Linked DNA regions of Mus musculus: region 2 is linked to region 1. The links are chromatin loops, found by intact Hi-C in ENCODE. Cell type or tissue: left cerebral cortex. All regions are shown on one strand. Each heading gives the region's core, and the rest is flanking DNA. Links, peaks and the distances in the headings are about the cores only.

Evidence for each region. Hi-C counts contacts between places; a loop is a spot of excess contacts. Peaks named below come from ENCODE experiments on the same cell type or tissue, not always from the same donor. Only the 100,000 strongest peaks of a DNase experiment are listed, where the experiment ranks them.
Region 2: a loop joins it to region 1, with 6 times the contacts of the local background. A loop is called at or near these places in 7 of 42 quality-filtered maps.

The regions. Positions count from the first base shown.
Region 1 is chr19:59,933,303-59,948,918 of GRCm38, forward strand. Rab11fip2 (RAB11 family interacting protein 2 (class I)) reads right to left here and starts at 10,062. Exons shown (of 6, transcript NM_001033172.3): 1 at 9,346-10,062; 2 at 3,686-4,128; 3 at 2,304-2,772. The coding sequence starts at 9,698. In left cerebral cortex, for the core only: a CTCF peak has its summit at 10,049; DNase peaks (open chromatin) are centred at 6,654, 9,606, 10,139 and 10,392; H3K4me3 peaks cover 1,900 bases; H3K27ac peaks cover 1,406 bases.
Region 2 is chr19:60,220,059-60,235,674 of GRCm38, forward strand. It overlaps Fam204a (family with sequence similarity 204, member A), which reads right to left and starts at 6,643. Exons shown (of 8, transcript NM_001358273.1): 1 at 6,586-6,643; 2 at 996-1,246; 3 at 432-519; 4 at 272-302; 5 at 1-81. The coding sequence starts at 1,238. In left cerebral cortex, for the core only: no CTCF peak of the experiment used is centred there; DNase peaks (open chromatin) are centred at 6,640 and 6,957; H3K4me3 peaks cover 1,641 bases; H3K27ac peaks cover 618 bases.

The sequences.
Region 1 (15,616 bases), core at 5,212-13,211:
ATGTTCTTAGTGACAGAAAATAGAGGAATATAAAGAAAATTCTCCAGTTCTAGTGGCATGCTTAGTTACTTAGAGGACAGACATGGTTCCTGTGCTCCTGCAATCACAGGCGTGTCAGTTCACACACCAGCTTCTTGGCAATGGACTGTGCTTTAAGTTGACACAGTAGTCTCAAAACCATGGGTCACAAGAGTTCAGGAGCTCTCTAAGTAGGTTTTACTTAACATACTGGGAAAAAATTCTGTTCTACGCCTTAACTGGAGACACCCATTAACTACAAATGTTCTAGTTTACCAGAAAGATGACTTGTGACAGAAACTTCCAGGAATGCACTTTCTGTCCCCATACCTGGAGCTTCATAAATACAAAGAAAAAGTCTTAAGTTCTAAAAGAATTTTTTTCTTATATACTTGTAACCATAGGATTTATAATACAACCTTGATTTTGATAGTAGTGTTAATATTAAAGTGGAACAAAATGAAGCTGAAATCTAGTGCAGGCCGTCTCCCTGTTAAAGCCACAGAGGCCACAGCTTGAGGACAGTTACTTTTCATATTATTTGTATTGTATTATTTTAAAACTAGTTCCCTTTTTTTTCCTGCTTTTCACTGACTCTAAAATTACCTAGTTTAGCCAATCTCTAAGTTACCTTGAACACTTGTTTTCAGTAATCTCTGCAAAAAAATAAGTGTTCAGAAAGGGAGGGGCACACTCTTATTTAGCTTGTACTTAAGAGTTGATGAAGTAGAGACACATGAAGAAGTATCTCTGTGTCAGGAAAGCACAAAATAAAAATTTATTTCTCTGAAGTATAGTCTATAGATAAAACTGAATGAATTTTTTTTCTAAAACTACAGCAAATTCCCATCTAATAATAAAGAAAACAAACAGAAAATGAGCACTTCCCTCTGGAAATTTTAAGAGCATTTTTTAACATAGCATAGAAGATATACATTCAAGGGTGGGCATTGCATTCATGATGGAGAGGTCTAAGAGAAAAGCGTACCCAAGTGGCTGTTAATGCTCCGTCTTCTGTAAGTACTGGGACAAAACAAAAAGCCCCAATTTTAAAGAAAAGGATATATAAGACATCAATTGGTCACCTGTCCCTTACCCAGTATTTCTGGGACCCAAAGTGGTTCAGTTTGGTTTTAGAATTTTAGAATATCAGCATTGACTTTCCATGTAAAAATTACAAATCTGAAAAATTCCAAATCTGAAGCTCAAGGTTCTACCCACGATGAAAGCGTTAAACTGTCATTCTACTTCTACATAAAAGTGGATCGGGTTCCAAGTGAAGGATACTCAGCCTGAAGCAGTGACCATCTATTCGATCCCCGCTTGGTACCTGGCTTTGTACTGTGTGTTTCATGTGTGTGTTACTTAGCCTCACTACATCCTACAAACTACATATATCCTCTTTGCTTCAGAGATGTAGATGCTGAGGTCTAGAGAGGTCACAGTACTCCACAGTCAGGATTCCCACTCAGGTCTGTATATTACACAGGACACTCAGCCTCTACTGTATTTCTCTACAATTACTTAAAAACTTCATGGTCATCTTCATCTTTGCTTGAGGTTCCTTAAGCAGGTCCTCTATCACTCAGAACTGCAGAACCTCTGACTTTAATGCTGTGAAGTAAGCAGCCATGTACACAGAAGGACCCAAAGCTTTAAAACTCTAACTTTCATCAGCTGATTGTACCCATGGCTACTTGTCACCCAGGGCTCTGGTTAGGGTACAGACAGTACCCCCAAGGGTCCCTGGATTCAAGAAGACATTCATGTATTCATGAATAAAAGATATTTCTGATCAGCCATCTAATAAAGACAGTTAACATCTTTTATGACAACATTAGTACTTCAGCATTTGCTAAATAGCACCATGCTGACTGCTTCTGGCTCACTGGCGCTCTCCTGACAGCCCGTGATTTAATCCCTGGGAAGCACCTAGAAATATACTTCTGGATTGAATTCATGCCCATGGTCTATTCACTTTTACTGGGTCTCATCAAATACCATGCTGTTTTCTCCAAGAACTATGGTAGGTTTCTGGCTCCCATAGGTAGGAGCAGACTGAGGTAGAAAGGAAAAAGTCTTTGCTCTTCCAAGGTAAAACATTCAATTCCAAGGACACATGCAAACAACAATGTTTAGATCTATGATGGATAGTTTTTTTTTTAAAGGTAAAAATAAATAAGTAAATAAAAAGAATATAAAATATTCATGCATCTAAAAGGAATACTTATTATTTTCAAGTACAAGGTCCCCCAAACGGCACATGTTCCTCCTGGTGAGCTTACCTTGAAGATGGCATTATAGTTGAAGCCCTGAATTTTGCTGTAAACGGGTTAGTTGACTCATATTCAAAATAGTCCTGCCGGTTTTCACTAAAAGCACTAGGTGATTTCAAGTCACATGGGCTATCAGATCCACCATTGTTCAGCTTGTCAGGTCTCCTGCTATCTCTCTTGCCAGTCACTCTTTCAAAGAGGCTCACCTTCTCCCTTTTCTCTCTCTTACTTTCTTTCCTGACTTCAATTGGTTTTGAGAATAAATTCATGCTGCTGTCCCATGGCTCACTGCTTTCTTCAAATGGATTCTTCTTCCTTGGCAGTGTTGCAAATTTTTGGGGTAATGAAGCAGTCACATTTGTAAATGGGTCACTCTGTCTTCCAAAAGAGTGTTCACCTTCATCCACAATGCTGCCAGGTTGGTTCAATTTAGAAGTATCAAAGCTTAGTGTTCGTCTGTGTGGAGACTTGAGACTTCCTACAAACATTTTTTCCCATTAGTAGGTGATGGGTGACATATGCTGTTACACTATCTGATACATTCTGCTGCTTCAGAATGAGAGCAATTAACAAGATATCAACCCTCAAAATAATCAAAACAATCTTAAAATTAGGTAAGGGGTATTATAAGTAGATGTGCTATGATACTATATTTTTAGACAATTATATTACTATCTTCTTTGGCTCAGAACCGATCACATGAGAAAAGTGTAAAATCCATCCAAAGGGCCTGCTCTCACAATCATACTGAAAAGTCTTAAACTTTTCCACCATTAGAATCCAATTTTGTTTCCTCTGAATATAGAAATTTTTCTAGAAACACTTGTATGGAATGGAATATATGCTACAGGCTCTTTTTCCTCTTTGGTGTGTCCATGGATATGCGTGGAGGCCAGAGGTCAACCAACACTGTCATTCCTCAAGAACTACCCATCTTGGTTTTGAGACAAAATCTCTTACTGGTATGGAATTTCCCAAGTGGTCTTGGCTGACTGGCCAGGGAGCCCCGGACATGCACCTGTCTCTACCTCCTCCATTCCTGCCTTACTGTCTCAGTGTGCATTTGGGTGTCTAAGGAACTCCTCAGATCCTCATGCTTTCAAGGCAAGCACTTTGCCAAACATTTCCCGCTGCAAGCTTTTGAAATGGAGAAATGATAACAGAAAAAAGAGGCCAGGCCACAAAAGAAGGCTAGGATTCATTTCTCTACCACATACAACAAAAATATAGATACAAGCAAGCATGTCTCCGGTGAATCTATCAATTAGGTGTTGGGAGGTACTCAAACAATCAATGACTGGCTTTAGAAACACTACTTTTCATTTTCTATCTTTAGAAGTTACACTACATAAAATAGGAGAGAGGAAGAAAGGAAATATGGCACCACTTACCACTTTCTGGAACAACTCCAAAGGAATCTATCTGGCGACTGAGAAGATGTGTTGGACCCACAGTGCTGGACTTCAGCTTCTCAGAAGATAAGTGGGACCCAGTTAAATCAGACATCGAATGGGCAGAAGAGAGCCGCTGAGGACCCAAAAGAAAAGGCTTTTTTGGTTTGGATTTCATCTGCATTTCACCACTTGAAAACTCAGGATTGGCATCAGGCATGTGAGTGCTCGGAACGATGGCAGAGGACGTATCAGAAAACACCCCGTCGCTTTTCCTCCCTTTCATCTTATCTTTTAATTTTGCAAAAGGTGATCTCGTCTTGTCCTTCATTGACAAGTCAAACATGCTTGCTGTCATGTTGTTCCTCATAAATTGAATATTGACCTTTATCTCACCCCTGTTTTTTATTCTTTTTCCTTGTTTGGATTCTAATCTAAACCACCTTAAAAAGAAGAAAAAAAGTTGGTTGTAACAAGTAATGATGGCAGTGAGCATTATATCCAGGCAGCATTTAAGTAAAGTGACCACACATCTGTCTACAAACTGAATGAAAACCAGTCAGCTATAGGTTTCTAGTTTTACTCGCTGTTTAAAAAGAAAGCAAATCAAGCCAACAAATGGTCTGATTTCTGCAGAGTGACACACACCACAGGCGTGAGTCTGTGGAGGGGATGGGAAGCATTTTAGATAAACCTTCCCCTCATAATTCAAAATTCATCATCAAAAATTCTTATCAACAATAGCTAATTATGCTTCTATATAGGACAAGTGTTACTAATGGCCTAAGGACATGCTTAACATTCAAAGATACTGAGCCAGAAACTTTGAAAATAATTCATTACTTCTAATTATTTCTGAGTACCATAAAATGACAAATAATGATGACATTTGAACAAAATATTTAGTCCCTATCCAAAAATATAATTTATATAAGTAATAAAAGAACTTTATTATTTTATTAATTTTATTAATGAGGATAGTACATAGTTTGTTAAATAAGTACCGTTACTTATGTTTATATAAAATGGATCTAACCCTTTTCCTGACTATGTAAAATTAGTAAAATGTAAGAAGCGATAAACAATAAATCTTGTGAAGTTTTCAAAGAATAAAAAGCTCAAGTGATTCCTGACAGAAAGCTATTGACTGTGAAATAAAAAGGACTTTACAAACAAAACCAGATCCCAGCTTTCAGGCACTTCTTGCATCATGCTGCCAATTTTTAAGTGAACTATATAAGAAGCAGGGCTTGTTTTGGTTTTGCTTACAGTATTTTTATCCACATGAAATTCTCTAGTTGATGATGCCACAGGTAGTTACTCTACAGGAGAAACAACCCACACCTGCAGCATGCAGCCACAATGCTTTCACATCTGAGTGAAAGTGATGGGGTCTGAGGCCTGTTATGGAGACATGCTGTTATTTAAATACAGATCTAGTCTCTCTAGTGTAGAGAGTTATCTTAGCCTCAGGTCAACTCTGACCAGATTTTATATCACTTCTTTTTGTTTGCCAACAGGATAGCTAAAAGATTTACTATACATCAAGTGAAGGAGGGGCATACAAGAGAGACAGACAGCTGGTGCACAATCTATATCAGCCCCATGATGGTGGCATGTTTCTTTGATAAACTGAAATGATTCGATCAATTAAGAAATATCATACTGATGCCAAAACAAGCATTTTCTTACCACAGAATATTTTATCAGAGAATGAATATTTTATGACCCTAGACTAAGAAAAAGTTAGGAGATAAATCTAACCAGGCTTACAAGTAAGAAATGACAGTCATGAACTGTGGAATGGAGACCAGCAAACAATAAAAACATGAGTTCTCAGAACACCTCCAAGTGACACAAAGCCAAACACCTCAGCATCAACTTAGGGATTTGGGAAACAGCCATTTTCAATGGCCTGAGAGATACTTCTGATGGGTGATACCTGAGAAATACTCAAAAATCTATATGGAAAATAAGCAAACGCTCTTTGTATAAATTCACATGCCTCCCCGAACAAGCAACAACAATAAAAAAAGGATATGTAGAGTTTATAACAACTTGATAAAAGCCAATTGGAAGAAAATATATCCCAAAATGGATCTGGGTGAAGATGGCCAAAATTTAGTATTTGAAATAAGAACCCATGAATTATGTCGTCAACACTCTTACTTTGGTGATGAAGAAACTGAGGCAAGGAGAAGGCAAGCCATTTCCCCAAGTCAGATGGGAGCCAATGAGGAAAACATCTAAAGCTGATGAGAAACATCTGCAGGGAAATAGAAACTCTTCCTTACTCATGAAGCACATGTGTTAATAAGGTTGGCCACATGGCTGCCACACATTACAGAACTCTGTATTTAACCAGAAAGCACGGAGGTAGAAAGGGGAGTCCACACTCTCCTCTCCTTCTCTCAGAGAGGGGGTTGGGGGAAAGGGAGAGAGAGAGGGAGAGGGAGAGGGAGTGGGAGAGGGAGAGGTGGAGGTGAAGAGAGAGCACAAACTCCTTTAGGACAGAGTGTTTTACACTAAAAACTCACTTCTTTATTTCTAAACCATCTTCATAAAATCAGCAAGATTCAGCTCCAAACATGAGTGCTCTGTAACATTTTAGTTTTAGTAGGAAACCCTGAACACCTATGCAAGCTTTAAAGAATAAAGCAACAATACATTTGAATCAAAGTGTAAAAAATATTAATTTTCCTCCCCTCCCCCATAAAAACAACAACCAAAACAAAATCCTGCAAAGAACTCTGATAAACACACTGATTTATAGAGTAGCCTGACAAGTAACTTTAGCTGTTCTGTTTTGAAACCGATCTTAATGAGAACATCAAGAATCCTGAAATAGTGTTTGTTTTCCCAGGCTTCAAAGGGACAAATGAAGACACAGCACTTGGGAGTTGTTGGATTAATGCCGATTCCTTTCCACCTCTGGAGTGCTAGGCTGAAATGGTATATGGCTTCTGTTCAATTTTCAGTGGGCACAGGTCCATGTCCAAACTACCACACATGTGGGAATGATTCCCAAGCAATTGGTGCTGTGTGGTCAGAAATGGGACAAGCCTGGCAATAAGGAGGCCAGAGGCCAGGAGGCAGGTGCAATACACACGTGTGTGCGCACGCGCGCGCACACAGACACACAAACACATCTATATATGTGTGAGTCTCATCTAAGTCTAGATTCTCTATTATTAATTTTTGAGAGCATTGAAAGAAAAAGAACATCACCTATTTGGATTGTTAAAACAAAATCAATGGATATTACATAACAGCATCAATGATTTTCCCATTCTATTATTAAACACTGTGTTATTTGCTTAAATCTCATGCCAGAACCAACCCAGACATCTATTAAAGAAGGCTAATGCAAAAGTTCTCTTTGTGCTCAAAGGATTTGGCTTGGGGCCTCCCCAAACCCCTCCTTTAAAAAGAAATAATAAAATTATATATATTACACACACACACACACACACACACACATATATTCAAAGTAGAAAATAGGTTAAAATAATAGTTTTAAGCATGATACTTTTTGCCTCTTATGACACAACTTGATGTAAACACTTGTCGTTTTCACTGTCAAAAATACAAAGCTTCACACCCAGCAGTTTCGTAGGACATCTCAATCAGCTGGTAGCCTTCATCACTCATTCCACTTTTCCAAAAAACACTTGGGAATATGCTGACAAGGGCTAGCAATGCGCAGCATATTAAATACCTTTCTTTTAATACACTGGTGGCTCAAGTCTGTCTCTTACTGTGCCACATGTGCAGCTGGGTTGGAAAAAGGAAGCTATTAAATATATTAAAAATCTAGAAATATTACCAATAAAGATACCTCATCAAATACACAGTTCCCATTTAGTCACCCGCACAAAACAATAAGGGTTTAATAACATGAAAATCTCTTTGTGTGCAGTAACATCGCAAACCCTGTTGATAGCATTTCAAAGCATCTCCCTTCCAAAAGCTGTCCTTGATTTTATAGACAGACTACACTGTTAGAGTATTGTTCATGGTCTAGTTTATTGTAACTGCAAAGCTGCCAAAGGCGGAAATAAAACAAGAAATTTTTAAAGGGCTACTTCGTTCTCAGCATCTTTGGATCTACACTTGGGCCTACTTAAATTTGGGAATTTACGTTCGAGTGGTCTGCAGTATATTACCATTAATATTAAAAGCACTTTTTAAAGCACGGCAAAAAATTTTGAAACTGTAGATGCTCAAAACCTCACAGTCAAAACACTTTAAAGGGTATACACTAGATCATTTCATAGTGACAATTTGGGACAAATTATTTGGTTATTATTCATTTTTTCATTTTAAATCTGATGAAGAATCCCTCAGAAGAAATAACATGCTATTAAGTATCAGGAAATTTAAAAATCATTAAATATACAACTTAAACTTCTTCTCCTCCCCCCATCCTCATTGAATATTTACCTATTTTTTTTCTTCTTGCATTTCTAGTATTTTTTCTTACATACACTAAATCTTAGGTAAAGACTTTATTCAAAACAAAAACAATTCTTATTAAATGAAGTTTGCTGGCAGGTTTTACAAAGGAAATAAAGACAGATAAAAGATCACTATACTTGTAAGAAATTAATGTGAGCTTAAAGTTATCATTGCAAAAATAGTGCTCTAAAGGGTAGGTAGATGAACATGCATCAGGACTGGGTTTTGTTCTTTTTTTTTTTTAAGCTACTTGGGAAAAGTGCAGTCCTCTGATGAGTTCCCTCAGCCCTCTTTTCACAAACTCCAGCCATCTCAATGAGCCTTCAGGCCCATTACAAGCTCTGCGTGTAAGGTAAGCGTGTACAAGCATGTAAGCTAAAAGCAGGACAGCAGACCTACCTTTCCAAAGATGCTACTTGTTTCAACTTAGCACATAACATCCTAGTGTTGATTTGAATTTTGATTTCTTAAATTAAGTATATCTAACTTAGGCTAGAAAGTTCAATTTCAAAAGCCATGTTTTCATCGAAGAAGTCATTAAATCACTGCATCACAAGACTGTAATCACTGTCTCTGATCTTACACAACAGCTTTGCTGAACTAATTCTTCAGTAAACAATAGCTCCACTATACTGTAAATTCAAAGGGAAAATGTCAGTGGGCTCAAGACTGAAGATGTCTGTGCAGACTTCCAAAACTTTTGTTCTTTTAACAACTTTCTACCCTATCAAGAAGTACTGACCCTGAAAACTGGTGGAGCAAAAATAAGGCCAACTGTTTCCAATGCTGAAATAAAGAGTTCTAAACCTAGTAACTTATCTTTTGACACCCTTTACTAGTAATTTATTTTTTTAACAGTGCTCAACAAACATAGACCTAATGGTACGCATATATTTAATTTTCTGGTTTTCTAGTTCATGCTCTAGGCCTCTTATAAAAAGTATTAAAACCCAGTGCAAAATATTCCACTAAGAGCTCTTAACCTCACACAGAAATGAGAAAAAAAAATGGTTTACTAATCACTCCATTAAAAAAAAAATCAGAGTAAAGGCTATTTCCCTTCAAAGTCATGCAAAGAGAAGTGCTTAATACTGGATCCTATTTCAATCCCAAAGACCAATGCCTCAAATATACTATGTTCAAGAACAGTAAATCCATATATCTTTAAGTACCCAAAATTCAAAATAAATTATATAACTTACTCTGTTTTCCTTCTTTGTTTGTCCTCAAAGATGTCATTGAGATTGATTGCCACCTGCCCTAAAAACTTATCCAGTCCCACCAGGGACCTGTGCATCACTATAAGAAAAAGAATGTATTTCTCCGGACTACCCTGCATGAGCAACCCAGGCAGCTCAAAGGAGGCCTCCTCCTTCCAGACCGGCTCCAGGGTTTTCTCTGCTACAGATGTAGAATACTTCTCTTTGCCCAACTGAATTATGGTGTATGTGTCATTGGTACCACTTTTGCCTTTTGGCTTCAGATCTTTAGCTTGGAGCACTGTGACCTGCACGTGGGTTGGAAACCACTTTTGGGCTTGCTCAGACAGCATCATTCTGGGTTTTTTGTTTTGTTTTGTTTTTCGGTTTTGTTTTTTGTTGTTGTTGTTTTGTTTTCTCTGCGCAGAGTTCAGAAGCGCAGGCAGAGCCCCTCCCGCGGGGAGAGCCCCGTACCCTGATCACTGCATCCTTAAGAGCACTTCAGTGAGCTGGGCAGTCAGGGCTGCCGCGAGGTCCCTAAGGGCTGCTGTCAGGAGGACCGGTAGGGAGGCCGCCGCCGCTGCTGGGGTCCCTTTCTTCCGTAGAAGCACAGGGGCCCACATCACCTCCGCGCCTTCCGGGCCTCCGCGCGCAGCCCCGCGCCCCGCTTCGCCGCTATCCTGAAACCTGCGCCCCTAGGGCCCGGCCTCCGCCCCGCGCGGCCCGGCTCCTCCTCCGACCCGGCTGATACGAACCGTCGACGGCCGTGGGGCCTGGCTCCCTCCGCCCGCCCGCGCGGCCTCGCCTCGGCTCCTCCCCCCCAAGAGTGGCGCAGGCCTGGGCGAGCGGGGCGGAAGCGGCCGACCTGGACCGGTGTCGGAGGGACGCGGAGCGCGGGTGGCAAACCGAGGCCGGGCGGTGTCACCGGGTGAGGCCTGGCCAGCAACCCGCGGCTCCTAGCGCCCGGCGCGCGGCGGCCGCGCCACTTCCGGGTTGGCCGTCTCCATGTTGAGTGGGGCTGCGCGAGGGGCGGGGCCGGGCGGGGTTGGGGGTCAGCGCCTCCCTGGTTGCCTTGACGACGGGGCGCGCGGTGCGGGACGCGGAGGCTGGGATGCGCGCGCTGGACGGTGGGTGCTGAGGTTCCAACCTGTCGGTTGCAGCGGGCTGGGGAACTGTGAGCCCGCAGAGGCCGACAAGGGGTTCTGGGAGGCGGCACTGGGCCCTATACACCGCCCGCTATTGGGAGAGAACCGGTTTCCATCTTGGAAGGCAGAAATCTGTTCCAGCTGTGTGTTCAGTCCTAGCTGGGCGCTGGTGTCCTTTAATGGTGGTAGTTCTTCTTGAGTGACAGTTCAGACTTCGTCCAACCGTTCTCCATCGTCTTGAAGAGGAAACCTTCAACTGACTAAAGGGACCTCCTCCTGAGCACAGACCAAAAGCAAAGGATGCAGATAGATTCCAAAGCTTAATAAAGATTCTCTTGCTTAATAAAGATTCCCTTGCTTAATAAAGATCATAGACGCTTTGGGATGGCGTCAGAAGACCAGGCCCCCATGCCTGCCACCATAATTCTACGGAACTATTTAGTCTTTTTTCCCCCTTTCTAAGTTGTGTGTATGGCGTCCAAGTCAAAAGCATTCCCTGAGCGCTCACTGTCAAGTCCTCCAGGAATCCAAACCCCAACTTCATGGCCAGAGAGGACAGGAGTACTGTCTCTGCTTTTCAGTCTCAGGAGATGCATACTACCTCTGTTGACTTTATTTCTGTCCATGTCTGCCTAGGAAAATTCTGAAGCTCTTTGGACTGCACTTCCTGGCAGCACATCCAACCTGCGGCCAACAATAGCTATGAATGAGGCCAAACCCAACCTTAAATGCTATGAGAGTATTTAACTGCATTGTGCTTTTCTTCAGGGAGAACTTTGCAGACAGACAACAGCTCTCCAAGCAATGTCAAAAGATTAGACATCCCTGAAGGACTTTAGAGAACTAAGCATTAAACAGACATGCTAACCAATCTGTTGACTGACTAAATGCTTTTCTCCCTTTATGGGACTAATTTTGAGAATAAATATGATAGATAGGAATGTGCTTTATCCAACTTAAAATGGTCATAAACTGTAAGGTATTGGGTTTATTATTATCGGGCAAGTTTTAGAACTTCTGTTATACAAGCTGAGTTTCCATCCCGGGGAGAGCTGAGTTTCCATCCCGGGGAGACAGTGTTTGAAAAGGCCATGTGTGCAAAGCAGAACAAAATCATCTCACTGTGCACATAGCATCTGGATCCCAGAGCGGGCAGTTGTCAACTCTAAAGAAAAAATATTTTCAGGGATTTGTAAAGAGTACATTGGAGCAGTCAGTGGTGGAATTTCACCAGCATCTCTAGAGAGAAATAATATGACACCTGAAACTTGTAGAGAAACAAAATAAGTGTTTTGACATCCAATTTAAGCCTAGTTTTATAAACTGCATTTCAAAGGTTTCACATTTCTATTAGAGGTTGTAATTAAACAATAGGCAATTATAATAATGGATTGTGTTTTTAAAGCACTTACAGTGTTTGCTAAGCTTTATTAATGGTTATAAACTTGTTTACAAGTATCATTCCCCTCATTGTTGAAATGCAGCCATTTCTAGGGTGGAAGTTGGCTACAGCAGTCCACAGCAACGCAATAACAGGCTCCAACACAATGCAGAAAATGCTCTAAATTCAAGCACTGACAATTGATATTGTCCTCTCTTTTATCACACCTACATTTGAGTTTTTTCAAAACTTAGCTAGAGCCAAAATTGTTTAATATTGCTGAGTAGCAAGATAGGAATTCGTGACATAATAGTTTTAAGTCTGAATAAGAAAATAGCATCTTTTTGCTCATGGGAACCAAATGAACACACAAACCATAAGAGCCAAAGAAAGTCTAGAATTGCATTATAAAAAAGAAGCAATTTCCTAGAGTGATTCCTTTTTATTGCATCACTACATTCAGAATATAAAAGCATGTCGGCTAAGCCAAGAATATGATTGGCTCATATGAAAAAATAATATTTATATAAGACCTGAGATCAAAGTGCTCTACTAAAGTGTTCAGGTTTTTGTAAGTTTTAAAAATGATTTTTACCACTTTTAAAGTGTATGTGTAGTTATTTTTAAAGTTGGGAAGATCATATGAGTGAATACAGAAAACCCCAAAATGGAAGACAGCTACTTATTTTTAAATTTCTTTTTCTTTTTTGTTATTAGTAATGATATGTCCAGAAATCTTTAATGCAATTCTAAAAACAAGGCAGTGGGGGTAAAGGACATATTTTAGAGGAGGAAAAGGTTGAGAATTCTGATTTTATATTGTAAACACTTGATTCGGTGAGAAAAATTTGACCAGAAAGTTAAAGTGATCACAATTGTCCACCACATGCACAGCTCACAAGATTCCATGGATGAAAACAGCAGGTACTGCGCCTTTCAAGACAGCTCCACAAGGGAGTTTATTCCTAGCACGTTGGAAGGCTTTCCCATTGAACATCCACATCTCTAAGCTCGCATCTTGTGGCTCTCCTGTAGGACAATTATGAACACTCAGTATTTAAATAGTCCACTGGGTCCAGCGTGTTAATGCTTTAGCATGCATTATGTAATGGGTGGTGTGTTAATTGTTTTCCAGATGGAGATGGAGACGCTAAAGAGAAGCAAAAACCTTTTCCAGGGTATTGTTAAGACCTTCAAACTTCAGATACAGACACTCACTGAATGCGAGCGCTTTACTTTAAGTAAGAAATTATTTGGCACATCGAAGCCTAACAAGGACTCGCAAGGACTAGTGTCGGGGATTTGAGAGGTTGTTTGTTTCATTTTCATCACTGCACTGATTAATCAGTCCTGTGGAGTCGTGAGGACTTAGACTGTGATACATGAGAGGCAATATGTTATGTAGCGTACAAAGCCTGGGCCAGAAGCCTGGCTCTGAATCCCATGTTTGCGTATTGCTGGCTATGTATCTTTAGGAAGAAAATTTCCTTCTTTTAGCCATCTGTAAAATCAGAGTCTGTCCTAACAAACACCAGGGCATCTCCTCCCAGTCCTGATTCCAACTAGTCCAACTGTAGCACGAAGAAGCAAATTGCATTTTAATTACCTAATTGGGTACAGAAAATATACTAAAGCAGATTTCCTTTTTATGTAATTTATTAATGATGGATCCCCTAATTTGGAAGGAATAGATATGTATATATGTATGTATATATCTCAAGATGTCCTGTGTATTCTCTTCCCCCAAATGAAAGCAATTAATGATCAGAGAAAGGAAGCAAATGTAACTCTAATTAATTGGCCCTTCTTGAGGAAATCGACACCAAACAGCTCAAGATTTGGAAGAAATTACACACAGGGCAAGTGGCTTGAAAAGCCTTGAACAGTTCCCTTATAGCCATCAGTATAACTTCTGTTATCGGCAGCTTCTTTGAACTATGAAGAGATGCTGGGGAGGGCAAGAAATTGTGAAGCAGAGCACACATTTGCACATAAGGACGTTTCATGTAAAAGATTTTCCATTTCTTGATTATGGTCTCATAATATTATGTCAGACAACCTTTGTTCCCTCAACCAAATAGATGCATATGAATTCATATAACAGGAATGTATTCATGACAACTGCTATATGGTATTGGACAAGATGAATAAACCCCATTTGATCTTTTGTCCTTCCAAGGAACATTGAAATTGTTTCCAATTTTTAGCTATCATAAACAACGGTTTGTAGATGTACAAATTGTCTCCTTATGAGCATGCACAGAGAGTAGGGGTTTTTTTTGTAATAATACCTCTCTTTTGAAAATATATTCATTTAGTTATTTAATTAGTTATCAGATGGGAAAAATACCACAGCACCCAAGTGGAGGTCAGAGGACAACTTGCAAGAGCTGATTCTCTTCTTCCTCCACATGGGTCCTGGGGAATGAATTAGATCATCTGTCTTGTGGACAGACACCTCTGCCATCTTCCCATCATACTTGCCCCTAATACCTCTTCTTTAATAAGAATGAGTTTTGTGAGTGACGATTAAAAGCCCATAGGCCAACCAATCAGAAGAGCTGAGTCATACACCTGGTTCTACAAACCCACAAGCTGTAGGTAGACCTGGTTTTTTTTTGTTTTTTTGTTTTTAAAACAAGCAAAGAAAAAATTCCACCTAAGCTTTGAAAGCACCTTCTAATCTCAGGATTCTCAAAGTCCTGCTTTCTGAAAAGTAAGAATTGTTGCTCTTAAGTTCTCTCTCCTCTAATCTCAGCTGTCCCGTGATGACTCATCTTAAAGTGTTCAGTCTTCCCAGTGTTACCTCTCACTTGGTTTAGATAGAGGTCAGCAATGATTGGAATCTCGGTTATTACTGAATGATTATTATTATTAAAGCGACTTTAACCCACTGTCCTCACTGGCAAGGAGGCTCAGTGAGTAAAGCAGTTGCTGTGCATGCCGGATGAGCTAAGATCAATCCCTGGAACCTAATAACGGTGACAGGAAAGAGCCAACTTCATAAAGTTGTCCTCTGGCCTCCACATGTACAGCACATAAGTGCACACACACACACGAACACACACACAAATTTGAAAACATTGGTTTATTTGTCCTTGTGCTTTGTAAAAAAAAAATTTAAAGATCTGCATGGAATGTATAATATTTCTAGACTCTGAGTTAGTCTGGAGAATATTTAACTGTCAGGCTACTCTCAAAAATATATGATGTCTTTGTTTCTCACCCAATAGGTTGTGTCTGCATTTCTATTTACTGAATCTTTAAATGCATTTGTTTTGTTTCATCTTATTTCTTTTATTTTATGATTTTTTATGCAAATCCAAGGATGGAGAGATGTTATTTTGAGTCAAACTTTTCTTGTCCCAAGGCCAGATTTTAAACCATCTCTTCTGAAGCAATGTTCAACTAAGCTGAACAATGACCTAGTCCATCTGAATATTTGAAAACAAACATATTTCAGCTTAGGGCATGAACTTATCACCTTTGAAGCACATATTAACTGTAATATGGAAAAGGACCATCGAAAACTTCCACTACAGTCATTTTGTATCGATCAGAAGGATCACAGCCGCCTGGAGAGCTAAGGTTAAGCACAAGACCGTCTGCAGTGTTGTTTATCTCAAGATGTAACAGTGCACTTGGAAAGCAGGCTCTCCATGCCTTTTCAACAACTCTTGTACCTCAATTGGCTGTAAACATTACCTGAGCATCCTCGATGTGATGCCAGGGCCTAACTCTGCTTTAG
Region 2 (15,616 bases), core at 3,039-11,038, 280 kb after region 1:
TTAACAGGGGGTTCAAATCTATCATTGGCTCCAAAATACTGAGTAAGCTCTTCCCACTGGGTCTCATTTGAGGACTGCTCACTGCAAGAAGATAAATTAACTCTATGTACATAAATTATGGCTCTTTTTACTTTGTCTATTTTTAACTGGTTGCAATAATTACACTTCAATGACTACTTCTCATGTCTGATCATTACCAAAGGTAAGTAGTGCAGCAATCTAGAAAATCCCACAACACTGCTGAATAGTAACTACTTTAAAATCTACCTACCTGTGAGATTCCTTTTCATTCTTCAATTTGCCTAAAAGAAATTTAGAGTGTCAATACTTAATTATGCAGCTATTATTTCAAAATCATGTTTTAAGAAATTAATTCAATTAATCAACTTAAGAGTTAGCATAACTAACAATCTAAATTTAAAAATAAACACCTTTTTTGGAGCGTTTTCTTTTTTTCTGTCTGAATCTTGGCGTTGAATTTTTCTGTTCAGAATTTTTTTTATGCAATTCTTGAAATTTCTATGTAAAAGGAGAAAAGATGTGTGTGTGTGTGTGTGTGACTGAAGATAAACATACAGTTTAAAAAGGAACAGACATGTTAAATAGAAATCCTTATGCTCTGCCATTTCTAAAGCCACCAACTAAGGAATTCTGTTCTTGAAATACTTTAGTCCTCACAACTCTCAGCTGAATTGGGGCATTCACTGGTTTTGATATAAGCTGTTTGATAGTGGAGAATGAAGCTCAATAACTCATATAATTAAAGGAAGAAATAAAGAAATAAACTCCTTTATCATGTTAGGTAGATAATCCTATGAAGTAGATAATCCTATGAAGGTTTTACTACTTCTACTTATGTAAAATAAAACTAGTATCCAACAGTAGAATCTGTTCTGAGGCCCCTCTACTGTCTGTTATATCCCAACATACTTTGCCCACAGCACAGAGAACACATGAACATGCATACTTTCCTAACCACACAAAGGGAAACCTACATTCCATATGTTTAAGGGAATCCCAGAAGGACACTTCTCATATGCATCCGCATCAGCCTCTGTCTCCGTCTCTGGCTGGCCTGTCGGGAAGTCTGACACTGCTGGCTTCGTACTGCTGCCAGTCTTTCCATCTTCCTGTAAATTATGTTCTGAAGGTTCTGGGTTCTCTAGTTTGATTTCATCCTCAGAATCTGATTCAACATCACTTTCATTTAGTCCAGGAGGTAACAGCCCACTCCACATCTTTTCTTCTAATAGGAGAAAGGGAAGGATGAATTCAAACTCAAAGAGTAGCCATGGAAACTATTTTAAAACCACTAACAGATACCACAGGAGACCAATATGTCTGCCAATGACCTAAGGACAGCCAATTTAAACTTTAAAATCTAAAATGGATAAAACAGAACCCTGATTTTCTTAAGTATGGACTCTTCTGCCTAAACGACGCTCAGTAAAGCACTCATGGCTCAAGAATGTCAGTAGGAACTTAAAACAATGTAGTTTTAAATTTTTATTTTGTTTTGTTCTTTTACTAAGACAGGGCCTTACTCTAGAGCCCAGGCAGGCCAAGAATTCCCGAAGACCCTCCTGCTTCAGCCTCCTAAATGCTGCAATTATACACGTGAAACATCACAACTAATTTAAGGCTCAAAATACCATGTTTCTCACTGTGCCCATAAAAGAAAATAAAGGTGGATGTGTCATCTACACTGAAGCATATATAACTTTCAAAAGGCATGTTGTCTAAGAAGCAGGAAAACAAAGAAAAAAAACTAAGTTGTACATCTGTATTTTAAAAGGTGTAGCAGTATGTGCCAACAAGATGGCTCAGCAAGTAAAGGCACTTGTCATCAGCCCTGACGACCTGAGTTCCACCGCACATGGTAGGTGAGAGACAACTGCAAGATGTCTTTTGACCTCTATCTATGTGCTATGGCATGGACACCCACACCCATACACATATATAAATGTAAAAAAATATAATTAAATAAAATTTTAAAAGTGTGGAGGTAAAAGAATATATCCTAGTTTTAAATTTTACAGTTTGGTAAAATTAAATGAAATATAAATCTAAAATTTTAACAAGCATACAGCTCTCTTGAGTAACAATAGTATGTATTTGGGAAATAAGTTTAACATAGTATTTGGCATTATCTGTATTGCCCAATGGTATAATCATTAAGTTTCATGAAAATGACTTTTAGAATTCGTGTAATCATGTGCAAAGATTATCAAAGTTTCATTTGATCTCCATAATACAGCCTATTTTTTCCATACAACTGAGCCCAAATTGATTGCATTTCTCATATTTCATCATCAGTGAAGAACAGAAAGCTATCTTGCTGGGTCTCCTCATTCTCTGCAGGTCACAGGTATCAGGATCTCTGCATTACTCTGAATTACATATTTCTTTTAAGGACCTCCTCAGATTCAAAGAAGCAGTATTTTTGTGTTTTAGGATATGTTTATCAGTATTTGACTTTCTGAAACATTCTCTTGCTTTTTAAGAAGACTCAACTGGACTCCTGACTCCAGTTCCTCTAGAGGAAGAAGGAAATTACTTAACAACCCTGATCCTCAGTTTCTTCATCTGTGGCACAGGATAATTACACTGGTTCGTCTGAGGATTAAATGAGATACAGTACTCCACAGCATTCAGGAGGCTCTAGGGGCTCAACGTTTAGTGTTAAAATTTAAAAAATAAATAAATAAATTTGAACTGTGCGTCAAAAAGAAAAAAAAAAAAACCAACTGTTCAGTGGTTCTTGCTATCATTTCTGTGGCCATGAATGCATTTTTATCACTCCTAGTATGGACGAAGAACCCATAAGATACCTCTGAAGTTTCTAATATTTGAAGCGTTTCATTTGTCAACTGATACGAATCATGTTCCCCACCCTGATCTGCAGTCTGACACGAAGCTTCTCTGAATAACCTTGTGCTTGGCCTTCTGAATAGAGCAGTAAAATAAGAGGCAGACAATCAGACAATGAATGAAACTCAAATATTAATGTTTCTCACTTATAAAGGTTTGCTCTAAACTACAGTGTGTAACTTTCCATCCAGAACATAAGTTCAGCTCAAAGTAGAGACCCCCAAATTATAAGTGTTTTGACTTATAAAACCTGCATCTCCTCCAAGCTTGGTCTTAGGTTTTAAAAGACAAGATGAATGAAGTCTTGAGATACACTGTGAAATGAGCCAGCGAGAACAGCGTAGTGAAGCATCTGCATCACCTTTAGGTTCGTTATCTAGTTGAGGATGTTAAAATTAACAATTTCAGGCATTTTTTAAGCATGCCTGGGGCCTACTATAGAAGAACTGCCCATGGCAGTTCACTGCACGCTAGATACTCTCAAGAGTCTAGGAACCAAAGTACACAAAGGAGAACCAGGAGCTTCACAGACCAGAATCCGCACCGCAGCATGGAAATGTCACTCGGCCTGGGCCTTAGACAGCATGGCAGGCTGCTGTTTGAGCACATCTGGAGTTTCACAATCTATATTCTGGACATTCAAATGTGATTCCCCAAGGAGAGCGGTCTCAGGTACCCTATAGAAGGTATCATTTCCTCATCAGTTTTCAGGCAGCTACCCAGTTTTCACGGCTTTTTGAACTTTCTCAAAATTACTCTTATTGACTGATGATAAAGCATTTAATATGCTGATACGGTATTTTCCTGGTTTGACAGTTTCTTAAATGGACCTGAAGAAAGAGGAAAAGTTAAAAGATCCTCCAAATCCATACTACAAAACTCAAATAAGGTTTGTTTGTTTGCTTTTTAACTCAGTTCCTTAAAATCTTTAGTCACATATCAGTTTCCCATGATACTGAGGGAGGGGGTGGCCCAAAACAAAAGGAAAACAAAAACAGATGTAAGGAAGATTAAGGTTTCTGCAGATAAACACAGGTAACTGCTGGTAACGAGCTTGCCTAACACAGCGGTCCAGTTAAGCAGCAGCTCAACTGTAAACTAGCCAGTATGGAGAGGCTGACTGGTAATTTCTGCCTTGGGCTCCTGTTTGAAGACACTGTCTTTCTGCATATACATGTCATTCATACATTTTCCAATTGGTGTCATATCTGGCCTCCTGTTATTCCTGTTTGGGATTCTCAGAAGGGTGATTAATTCTTTGAAGTGTCTCTTTCATTCCTTTCAGGTTATATGTCTTTAAAATTCCTAGATTAGTCTCTGAGAATATTCACTCAGCCATTTTAAAAGGATGTGGAATACCAGACAAACAGAAACTCAATTCTATGTAGATTATAGCCAGGCCCATAGCACAGAAAATGAATTAACTTGTAAGCTTTCAGTTTTTAGCCTGTAACCCAGTATTTAATTTAATCATATCCTCAAGGAAGATGTAAATGAGCCACATTTCTCCTTTTTTCTAAAGTTTGAAATATCACTTCTTCATTTCCAACACTTCACCATTGCAGTTAGGACTTTTCCCATGTACAAACTATTTTGTGTACAACGTGGGACATATCTTCTAGTTCTGGGCAGACATCATTTGCTATGAATTGAATTTCTAAGTCTAAATAAAGAGGGTTTCTTTTACCCTCGAAAAACAACCACAACCATTACTGAGCAGACTCTGGCAGAAAGCAATGCATTTAGAACAAAGTGGTTCAGCATCTGGTAATCTATGTATTCTTAAGAAGTTTTATAATGAAAGTACTGAAAGTCACTAAGCTAATTATCAGTTTTTGTTTTTTTTTAAATCCAGTATTTTACTTTCCCCCTGGTAGCACAGTATCATCTACCTTTAGGTGAGAAACCCTAAATCCAGTAAAGTATATTCTTTACCTGTTACCAGAGATGTTGACTATACACCTCATTCTCTACAAAAAAAAAAAAAAAAAAAAAAAATTAAAATTAAAAAGGATTTAGTAAATACCATCTTTTGAGATACAGAAACCATAGAGATAAAAAAAATACCAATTATAAAAGTTCTAGTTTGTGTCAGATCTGTAGAAGACTAGTTATAGAGGTAAAAATAGTCTTGAAAGTCAGATGACTTCCATCCTGAGCAGGCCATTGTATTTGCCTGGGTTTTCGTTCTTTCTAAGCTTTAAAACGAAGGTATGGTCAAATACCAGTGCGATGGTCTCACACACACCTTTAAAATGTTTATGATCTTAATGGCCTCAGAGTCCTAAATGACCAGAGCTGCTTTACTCTTTGATCAATATAAACGCAGCTTCTCTCCTCTACCTCACTAGATGATCAGTTTTCAGAGGCTCTGCACAGGGTCCACTGAAAAGGGGCAGGAAACCAAGTTACAACAAAAGACAGACAAGCAGCAGGAGAAAAAGAAGGCAGACCTGTCACACACCACACACAAACCAAGAGGCAGGCACTAATCTTCATCACAACACACATTAGAAACTAACAGCAACTCTTTCTACAACTGGCCAAAATCATTGTGATCCAGTTACGCCTGACAGCTTTAAATTATGAACTTTTAGAGGGCAAAGTTGGTGGCGAATTCTTGGAGACAAAGATTTGGGAGACAGGTCAAATCTAGGCAAATTTTACTAATAATTTTTTCTGCACTTTTTGCATATGAAAAAGGGGAGATATTATACTAAGTAACACACTGAGAGTCACATTTAGAGATTTGAGAAATGTATTTCTAGACCACAAAACTGGTTACAAGCAATACCCAAAGGATAAAATCTGCGCATCCAACAAATTTTCTGTCTCTACTATGCCAGAATTTAAGCTGCATTTCCATCAAGTGGCTGTCTTATGTATTCGATTTTAAATAATCACAAACATCTAAATTTAATCCTATTTGTAAAATAATTATAACCGCCATCCTCTAACCTATAAGAGCATAATAAATAGTTCCTGAACTTTGGAACTAGTTAACTGACACACTTTTAGGCTTAAGATTATCAACATTAATGTAAATGTCTTATTTATTGTTAGAAAATGTGTTCCTTTTTCTTAAAACGACACAGAAAACCCGAGGGGAGTCAGGGGCCTCAGTTCAGATATACTTCAAATAAGTTATTTATTTTTTGTATTTTTAATCTTAAGGATAGGTGAGTTTGAATTAAAACAATGTTTACAGCCAAGGCTTGGAACCCACTTTCCCCCGGGACCCTCTCTAACTTGTGTGGAAAGATTTTAAACCACGCAATCCATGCCACTGTACAAGTACTTACAAAGTTCAAGACTGAGAGGGTGGCTCTGAAAGGCACACCCCTTCCCGCACGGACAACCTGGAACTCGGCGGCACTCACCCGGTGCGAGGCCGCACCACCTTCAGCTCTCCAGCCGCGTCAGAACTCGCATCGGGACGCCGGCGGAGCGGCGAGCCGCGAACCTCGCTCTGGTCAGCCGCAGTTGCTGTGTGGGCTTTCGCGCTCCTCGCTGGCCCGGGACCGGACGGCTACCTCACGACGCCCCCGGAGCCCAGCGGCGCCCGCCCGAACCCAGGGTTTTCCAAGCCCGCTTCGGCAGATCTGCGAGGACGAGCCGCCCCGACTCCTGCGCCGCCCTCCCTGCCTCGGAACACAGCCCGACAGGCCGCCGCGAATCCTGCCGCCAAGTCGCGCCTCGCGAAGCCGAACTTACCAGGGAGGAAACAGCGGCTCGGCGGCCATCTTAGAACCCCGCCAACATCGTGTCTTCTGATTGGCTCGGGCGGATCAGCCAATCGGCTGCGGCCGTTCTGGCTCTATGGTCGCCCAGGGAACAGCCTGGCTTGCCTAAACGCCTCTGCTAAGAGGAGCCTGTTGAGGTTTTGTTTTTGTTTTTTGTTTGTTTGTTTGTTTGTTTGTTTGTTTGTTTGTTTTTCTCCTTTTCCTCACTTTAACCAAGCGATTTTTTTTTAAAGTTTTGTCCTTTCCTCGCTCCTTTCCTGTGCTGGTGAACTTGGCTAAAGAAAATGCTGACTTCGATGCCCACCTGAGTTCAATGGAGAACTGTAGATGATCTCTTCAAGGAAGGCTTTGCTTCCTTCGCTTCCTCGCCACCCCTCTCCCCAGCCTTTCCTATCTTTTTGCGTATATTTGAGTGTCCACTGTGTTCCAGGCCTCATGCAATTCTCAACCGGATTCCAGTTCTCCAGGGACTTTCCAGTCTGGTTGACCGAATCAAATCCAGCTAAGCACCCCCTACTCAGAAGTTGATTTACCAGGCTGGCATAGTGTATAGGTCCTGATGAGGGGTTTACCGGCGTGTAAATGAGGAAAAGAGCAGAAATTTTCACCATGTGAAAACAGTAAATCCAGGCGATGATACGGGGATGAAGTAGGACCACTTCAGAAATGCTTCCATTTTCTGAAGTACTGTTCTGTACTCAGATTATGTTTCTATTTTCTTGTGATGGTTATATAAGAAACTACAGGGCTGAGAGATAGCTCAGTAAGAACCTAAGTTCATTCCACCCTCAGAATCCGTATTTTAAAAGCCAGGCATGGCAGCCAGCACTGTGGATGCAGACAGGCAGACTAGCCTACGAGGCAAGCTCTAGGCCAGTGACCACAAAAGACAGGTGGGCAACCCCTAAGGAACTACACTTTCGAGTTGTCTTCTGACCTAATGCACATGCATTAGAACACATATATGGCACATGCACATACAAAATACAAAGCCTTGAACAAGTTTAAAAAAACTTATGAAAAATTAAACTTTGCAGAATTGATTTGAACAAACAGTTGTTTCATGAATAGACTCTGGCCCAGTCAAAGTTCAGAGTGTTCCATCAGTGAGCAAGCAATCTTTGTAAATTAAAAAAAGGTAAAAAGAAACATATAATACTGTGGTTGGTCATATCTTAGTATTTACCTTATAAAAACATGGTGTGATCAGCTGTCATACTGACTGGCTAAAAGTCAACTACTATGACTGACTAAGACTCAGCAACACGTTATAAGAATACTAACATACTCTTAAGTGAAGCTGCAGTTCAAGCTATTTAGTTTTTCAAAGGAAGGAGTTGGTTGTAGGCCAAACTTAATGCACACATGGCTTAACTTACAGTAATTTTCACTTATTCACATTATGAACAAGAACCTTTTAAAATATTGTGATGTACAAAATTCTTGCCTCTATTCAATAATGTGAATGGATTAATCATTATTACATATTTAATCCTAATATTTAAACATACATTATACCCATGCATTGTCCAATAACTTCTGGAAGATATGCAAGTTTATGATGTAGTGTTCTAGAATCATGATTTGATAAGTTTGCATGACGGAGGATTCCTTTCAAGCATTCCCTGATTCTAGGGAAAAGCATAACTATCAGCATTGAGCAGGTAATTGCTGTGTCAGTTTGCTGTGAGTTGCTATAACAAAATACCACAGACTGGGTATCTTAATCAATGCATTTCTCCAGCTCTGGATTCTGCAATGTCTGGCACATGGTCTTTTCTCTTGGCTTGTAAGCAGCTACTAGCTCAGTGTGCTCACATGACCTAGTTGAAACACAGTTTAGGAGAGTGCTCTGAAGCCCTCATAAGGATACTAATGGGACCAGGTCAGAGACACATTCTTTTGATTTTACTTTGGTTACTCACTTAGAGATCCCATCTCCAGATATAACTATGTGATGGATTAAGGCTTCTACATGGATTTGGGGGAAAACTATATTTATTCCATAACAACTGCTAGAGGCAGAGGAGTGACCAGAATAGTGAGGGGGCAGGGAAGAAGCTATAGCATGGGGTAGAAAGAAATAATGCTAGCATGATTAGTCCCTAGTTTTTTCTACATTCATCCCATCCATGAACGCTCATTACTTACTGCATGTGATTGTGCATTGGGTAGAACTGGAATAAAAATGCCAAAGATGTACAGTCTTAGCATATATACGTTTATATACATATATAATTACATGTATGTTTTCCAAATGTTAATATGAAATGTCTTAAATACCCGCTTATGACACTAATAAAGTTTGATAATAAACAAAAAGCCATATCTTGGATTTTTGTTCTGGCTCAAGACGTGAAGCTGTCAACTTCTGCATATTATGTTTTGCAAATTTTCTAAGGAAACCATCAGTGATTTGATTTATTTTAATCAATAAATTTATCTTCCCTCCAGAAAATTCCTACTCTGGAAACCTGCCAAGCCATGTGTTTTATGAATGAAATACTTGTATTTTTGAGATTTCAGTGAAACGTAGATTTGTTGAATACTTCTTTAGTAAATCATGGTGAACTATGCCATGCAGCTAGTGAATTGTGCTGGAATTGCATTGCATCTGGCACTAATTTCAAGCATGTAAGTTTCATTTAAATTTCTCATATCTTCAAAAACACAAAGCGGTTTTTCTCTGCCAAGGAACATTACGGTTTATGAACAGTTTTCCCTCATATTTAATATTTTTAGTACAGAGATTAAAAGTCACACCCATGATATAAAAGATGAATTGTGGAATTCTTTTTGGTAGCTGCTAAATCTCTGATTGATGGAAATGTTCTCCAAATATAATGAAGTCCCTCAACTATTTCTCATTTGGATAAAATGAATACTACTTTGTTGAACATGTAATAAATGTGATTCTTGCTGAAACTGAGAAAGAATAATTAACTTTCCTCTATACAAAGTACTTCTTTTTCAAAATTGCAAAAATATGGTCTCCTGACTTATGTAGAGAAATTGAAACCAGGGAGTTCTAAATCTCATAATTATGTTGCTATCCATCATGATCGAGAAATAACAATTTATCTGGTTTTCTTTTCTACATTTTTCAGAGAAAAACATTTATAAACAATGTTAAGCCTTTCAAGAATACAATTAACAACCAACACTATAATATCTGCAAGAACTGACATCTGAGGAAAGAAATGTTCTGTAATATAGGGTATTCCTTATACCAAGAAGCACCTTTTACTTATTGTTCATGTCTAATACTTTCAAATTCTTCAGGTCTAATGGGGAAAGACAACAGAAGAGGGAAGTTTAAGGAGTACTTGTGTATGTTTATATTTTGCCTTTAGTATCTTACACAGCCCTATGAGGTAGGAATGTATAGATAAGAGTTGAGGTAAATTGTCTAAGCCATACATCCAGTGATGTACAGAAACAAGATAAGGCATACAAAGTTAACAATCGACACAATGGACATGCTGGACCCTGAGTTTCTGCTTCCCCCATCTATTATATACTGCCTCATAAGAAGAGGTTTCTTAGAAATCCCAGCACAGAACAGTCAAAAGTGTAAACATCTGAAATGATCAGTGTAATGACATAGCCAGTGAGATTTCTATCTCCTTTCCTATTGCCATACAGTGGTGAGTGATCCCAGCCTATCAGCAGCCTTCAGTCATCCCTGGTTTGATGCACTGAAATCTGTTAGTCTCTCCCTCTTCTTCTTAACACTTTCACTTTAAAAGACACTCCATGACCCGCTTCATCTCTCTATGGGAAGCAATGTGTATCAAGTATAATAGGAAGCCTGGTATATGAGACCTTGTCAATAAGTAGTTTTCTGATACATAAACACCAAGGAGCTCATGAATGTTGACAGATTGCATTACACTGTTAGCACCTTTCTGGTTTTTGCTGTATGTCCAATGTCATCTCTGTCTAAAGTTTGAGGATACAGAAGTACATGAGCAGGCTTGTTAAAATCTTGGCAGGGGTGAATGAAAGTGTATTAAAGTGAAATGGAGACTATGACTTAGGAACATCTGTGAACAAACAGTGAGTTCCTGGGATAACACGACTTAGTGAAAACCTAAGAAATCAGCTTAGCACTGGGCATGGCGATGCACACCTGCAACCTTAGAAACTGGAAGGTGGAGGAAGAAATATTGCAAGTCCACAATCATCTCGGGATGAATAGCGGAGACCCTATCTCAAAAAATATTCTTGGGCTAGACTTGGAGCTTTTCCAAAGACAAATGTTCAAGCTCTAGTGGATTCAGTGGAAGGATTTATAGGATTTTGGTGAATGTTAAATAACCTTGTGCATTTGAAAGGTAGACTTGGAGCTATGTGAAGCAACATACTTTGCTAGAAGACCATTTCAAAAGAACTACTAGCACCTAGATAAGTCCATGGAACAGAGGGTTAGGGGGATTTTGAACACCAACTTAAATATTTCACCCTTCATTTTTTTTATTGCCTTCCACTCTAGTTTGCATTTCATTGTAACTGTGAACGCGTTTCTTCTAGTCATATAAATTATAAAACGTCATTAACTAAACGTGACAGCCAAACACCCTCCATTGTCAGCTGTTTACCAGATACGAGCTGCTTTCTATCTCCTGTACCATATGGTGATCTCCATGGCTTGGTATCTTGATCTGATTAGGGATAATGAGGGGGTGAGGGGAAAGGCAGACACTAAAGAAGTGACAGACATAGGGACACAGAGAAGCTGGATCAGTGGTCTGTATGCACTGTCATGGAATGGTACTAATTACTGCAGCAACCCAATCTCAGTCTGCTTATTTTCTAAGCCCAGAGGGGAGGACTTAGCTAGTTTTAGTAGGTGGGTCTCTGTAGGCAACAGTCTTAGAGAGTAAACATGCAGGAGGAGGAAATTGCAGGTACTAGATATGTACACATTGATGAGTTGTAAACACTTATACTTGCATATGCTAGACAATCCTTTGTGAACACTTGTACTTAGACCCCACTATGAATTTGCCAATTTCTTACAGTCTAAGGCTTTGGTACTTGACATGGCCACGCCCATGTCAAACAACACAGGACTTCAGTCACTCTTACACCTCCCCTTATCGCTTTCCCAGCTCTCTATAGGACTATATCCCTGATTAGTTCTAAACCACAATAAAGCTGTATCAAATGACTAATGTCCATGCAAATGGTCTCCTCCTAGGACTCTTGGGGACTGAGTCAATATATTTTCCTGGTGCTATTAAAAATAATCTATAAAGTACTCTCTGAGTGTCCTTGTATTTTCATAATCCATAGTGATTGCCAGTTTTGCTTTCTCAGCCAGAATACTAACTCTACTGAAGAAACCATATTTGCTAAATTGAGGGTATCCCAAGTGATCTCATATAACCTCACTCTTGCTATACTCTGTCTTAGAAAGCTTTTCAAACTATTTTATGTGTTAGTTTCTTGTCATATGAAAATACGACAAATTGCTTTCTCAGAGGAAGGGATCAGCTAAGTATAGGCATACTATCTGGAAACCTATCAGATAACTCCAGTGTAGCTTGTTCTCCACCATCTTTCCAGTGACTCATAAAACACTCTTCCTAGGATTCTAACAACCTTACAAGCATGGGGGGTGAAAGGACCTACCTTTTGTAAAAAGCTGTAAATGTTTAATGAAAAAAAATTCTTGTGTGTGGCCAGAAGACCCATTCAGAATCTTTTTCAAAGTCTGTACTATTGAAAGTATCAGGGGAAGGAAAATCATGTCTGATTTACAGGTTGTTAATTGTTTTGTTTGCATTGTGATGTGGTATTGTCTTCTAAGCCCCGAGAATCAGGTCAGCCAGAATACTACCTCTACTGAAGAAACCATATTTGCTAAATTGAGGGTATCCCAAGTGATCTCATATAACCTCACTCTTGCTATACTCTGTCTTAGAAAGCTTTTCAAACTATTTTATGTGTTAGTTTCTTGTCATATGAAAATACTGATATAAACTATGATCTAAGGAAGTTTTTTTACCTACCTCCCCCAAATCTTTATAAATTATATCAGTACATGCATATATGCTCATTTATGCACACACAGACACATATCATTTGCAACCATCAATACTCATCCCCTAGACAAATGTTTACATCTGCTTTCATTTATCTCTACTCTAAAGAGTTTCCTTTAGCTTTCATATAGAGTAAGTCCGTAGGCACCAGAGTCTCTTGATTTTTCTATTATCTGAAAATGTTTTTATTTCTCCTCATTTTTCTCAAAGTTAACACTAAGATATAATTACACACGCACCTCCTATTATAAACTGTGAGTTTTAAAGTATGTATGTAGTCACATAAACACTACCATAGTAAGGACATGGGTAGTGGTTCCCTCTGTCTCCTCTATATTGAAAAACTTTCTACCTCACAGCTCCTATAAACAGCCGAAGTATCTTATAGTTTGACATTTCCTGAATAGATTCATACAAATAAAAGCAAATAGCAGTAGATTATTTGTTCTGACCTATTTTATTTAGCTTAACATGGGCGAGGATCATCAAAGTTTCCGTATGTATTTCGTTGCTAAGTAGCAGTCCCTGAGTAGGAATCACATCATTTATCTATTCACCAGTTGATGACTACTTGGACCATTTTGGAGTTTTTAGCAGTAACAGTGAAAAAATGCTAAGAAACACTCTGTGTAGATTGTGAGTGATGTGAATAAAGATTTCACTTTCTCATAGGTAATACCCCTGCATAAGTGGTTTGGGGACTGTATGATGAGCCTAACTATTGAAGGAATTGTCAAGCTTTTTGCTAAGTGAACATTTCACTGTGCATTCCCCATCAGCGATCAGCAATATACAAGGAGCACCTATTGCTTTACAGTTTGGGGCCAGACAGAACAGTCTAACCTGTTTGTATGTAGGAATATCTAAGAATGACATTAATTTTAAGATCACTAGTGCTTTATAACATCTATGGCTTTGGGTTGTGATTTTTACACTGGGTTTCAAAGGCTGTATTTTAAATTTATGAATTTCAATTTCCTGATATTTTTCTTTTGTGGAATTAGGGTGTTTGTGTGTGTGTGTGTGTGTGTGTGTGTGTGTGTGTGTGTGTGTGTGTGTGTGTAATAAAAGAAGTTTTTGCCTTATTCAAGGTTATAAAGATTTTTTTCTGTTTCATTTATAGATTTTTTTTATATTGTCGGGTTTTAGATTCATGAACCATTTGGGTCAGTTATAATATTCCTATATAGTAGAACTCGAAGCTCAGTCTCTGGCACCCTCATCTCCAGTTGTCCCAGCAAGATTTTTTTAAATGTCTCCATTCAAGCTGCTTTGTATCTTTATTGAAGATCAAGTTAATAATATGAAATGTAAATATATATTCTAGACCTTAAATTCGGTTCTATTGATTTGCCTCACCTCCAATACCATACCAATCTTGATTACAGTTGCACTATAATACATTGAAACAAAGTAGTGTGAGCCTTACAACCATTTTTGTTGTTTCAAAATAGTTTTGATCATCTTCGTTTTCTTTTTTATACAAATTTGAGAATTTTGAAATTTCTATAAAGCAACTGTGGAGATTTTGGTTGAATATATGTCATATTTGTAGATTAGTTTGAGAATTGATAGCAACGTTGTTGAGACTGGAACTCCCTAATTTGTCCCTTTGTATTATTTATCTCTCAGTGGAGGTTTCTTATCTTTTCATTGTCTTACAGTCCTTTCTACCCTAAAAAAATAATTGCTCATTTAATTCAAACATTGAAATAATCTTGGAATTACTATTTGTTGGTTTTTATATTGAAAATGTTTTGTCTCAGCAAAATGTCTCAACAGGTGAAGATATTTACCATCTAGTTTTTCTGTCAATACAAGATAGATACACCCTAAAAAGAGGAAATTTTATTTTGCTCATGACTTCATAGCATATTTCAGCTCATCATGGCGAGGTGTGTCTGGCAGATCAAATCATGGTTGCCAGGAAGCAGAGACAGGAAAGACTCCCTCGCTACAAGGTTTCTTTTTTCTCCTCCGTTTATCTGCAGCCCGGTGACAATTTAAAACTACCTGCATTCTGGGTGGGTGTTAGAGTTTCCTTTTGTATTGCTGCTATAAAATACTATGACCAGAGCAATTTAAGGAAGGAAGTTTGTTTTGGTTTATGGTTCCAGAGATGTTCATAATGGTGAATAAGGCATGGTATGCCAGCAGAGGCAGGAAGCTGGCTGGTTACATTTTCATCCATACATGGGAAGAGGGAGGGAGAGAGAGGGGAGATGGAGTGAGGGGGAAGAGGGAAATAAAGACAGAGACGAAGACAAAGAGAGAGAGAGAGACAGAGAGATGAGGAGGAGGAGGAGGAGGAGGAGGAGGAGCAGGAGGAGGAGGAGGAGGAGAAGGAGGAGGAGGAGGAGGAGGAGGAGGAGGAGGAGGGAAGAGACTGAGATAGAACAGGAAGTAGAATGATGCTATAAATTCTCAAAGCCCGCCGCCCCCACCCATGTGCTTTTTCCAGTAAGGCTGCATCTTTTCAGAATTCTATAACTTCCCCCAAAGCACCACCAATTAGTGGCCAAGTATTCAAATATATGCATTTATAGGAACATTCCTCACTCACAGCAGTCATCAGCCTTAAGTTGCTCTGGTCATAGTATTTTATAGCAGCAATACAATAGGAAACTCTAACACCTACCCAGAATGCAGGTAGTTGCTCTTCTCTGGAAACACCCTCACAATACCCCCAGAAGTTCACTTTAATGTTCACTTTAAATGTTCTCCAAAATGCCTTTCTATCCAATCTGTTACCACAAATGATTTGAATTCTATCTCGGAAATTGTGAATGATGTGTGGCAGAAACTCTGGATTACAGTACTTTCCTTCAAAGAACGTTGGTTGGTTACCACAATCAGGAAGTTAATTTGGCGGAACCAAATGTACCAGCTCTATGTTTTCAAGAAATAGGAGGCAGTGCAGATTTAAGTTCTGCTTCTGTTTGTTCGTTTGTG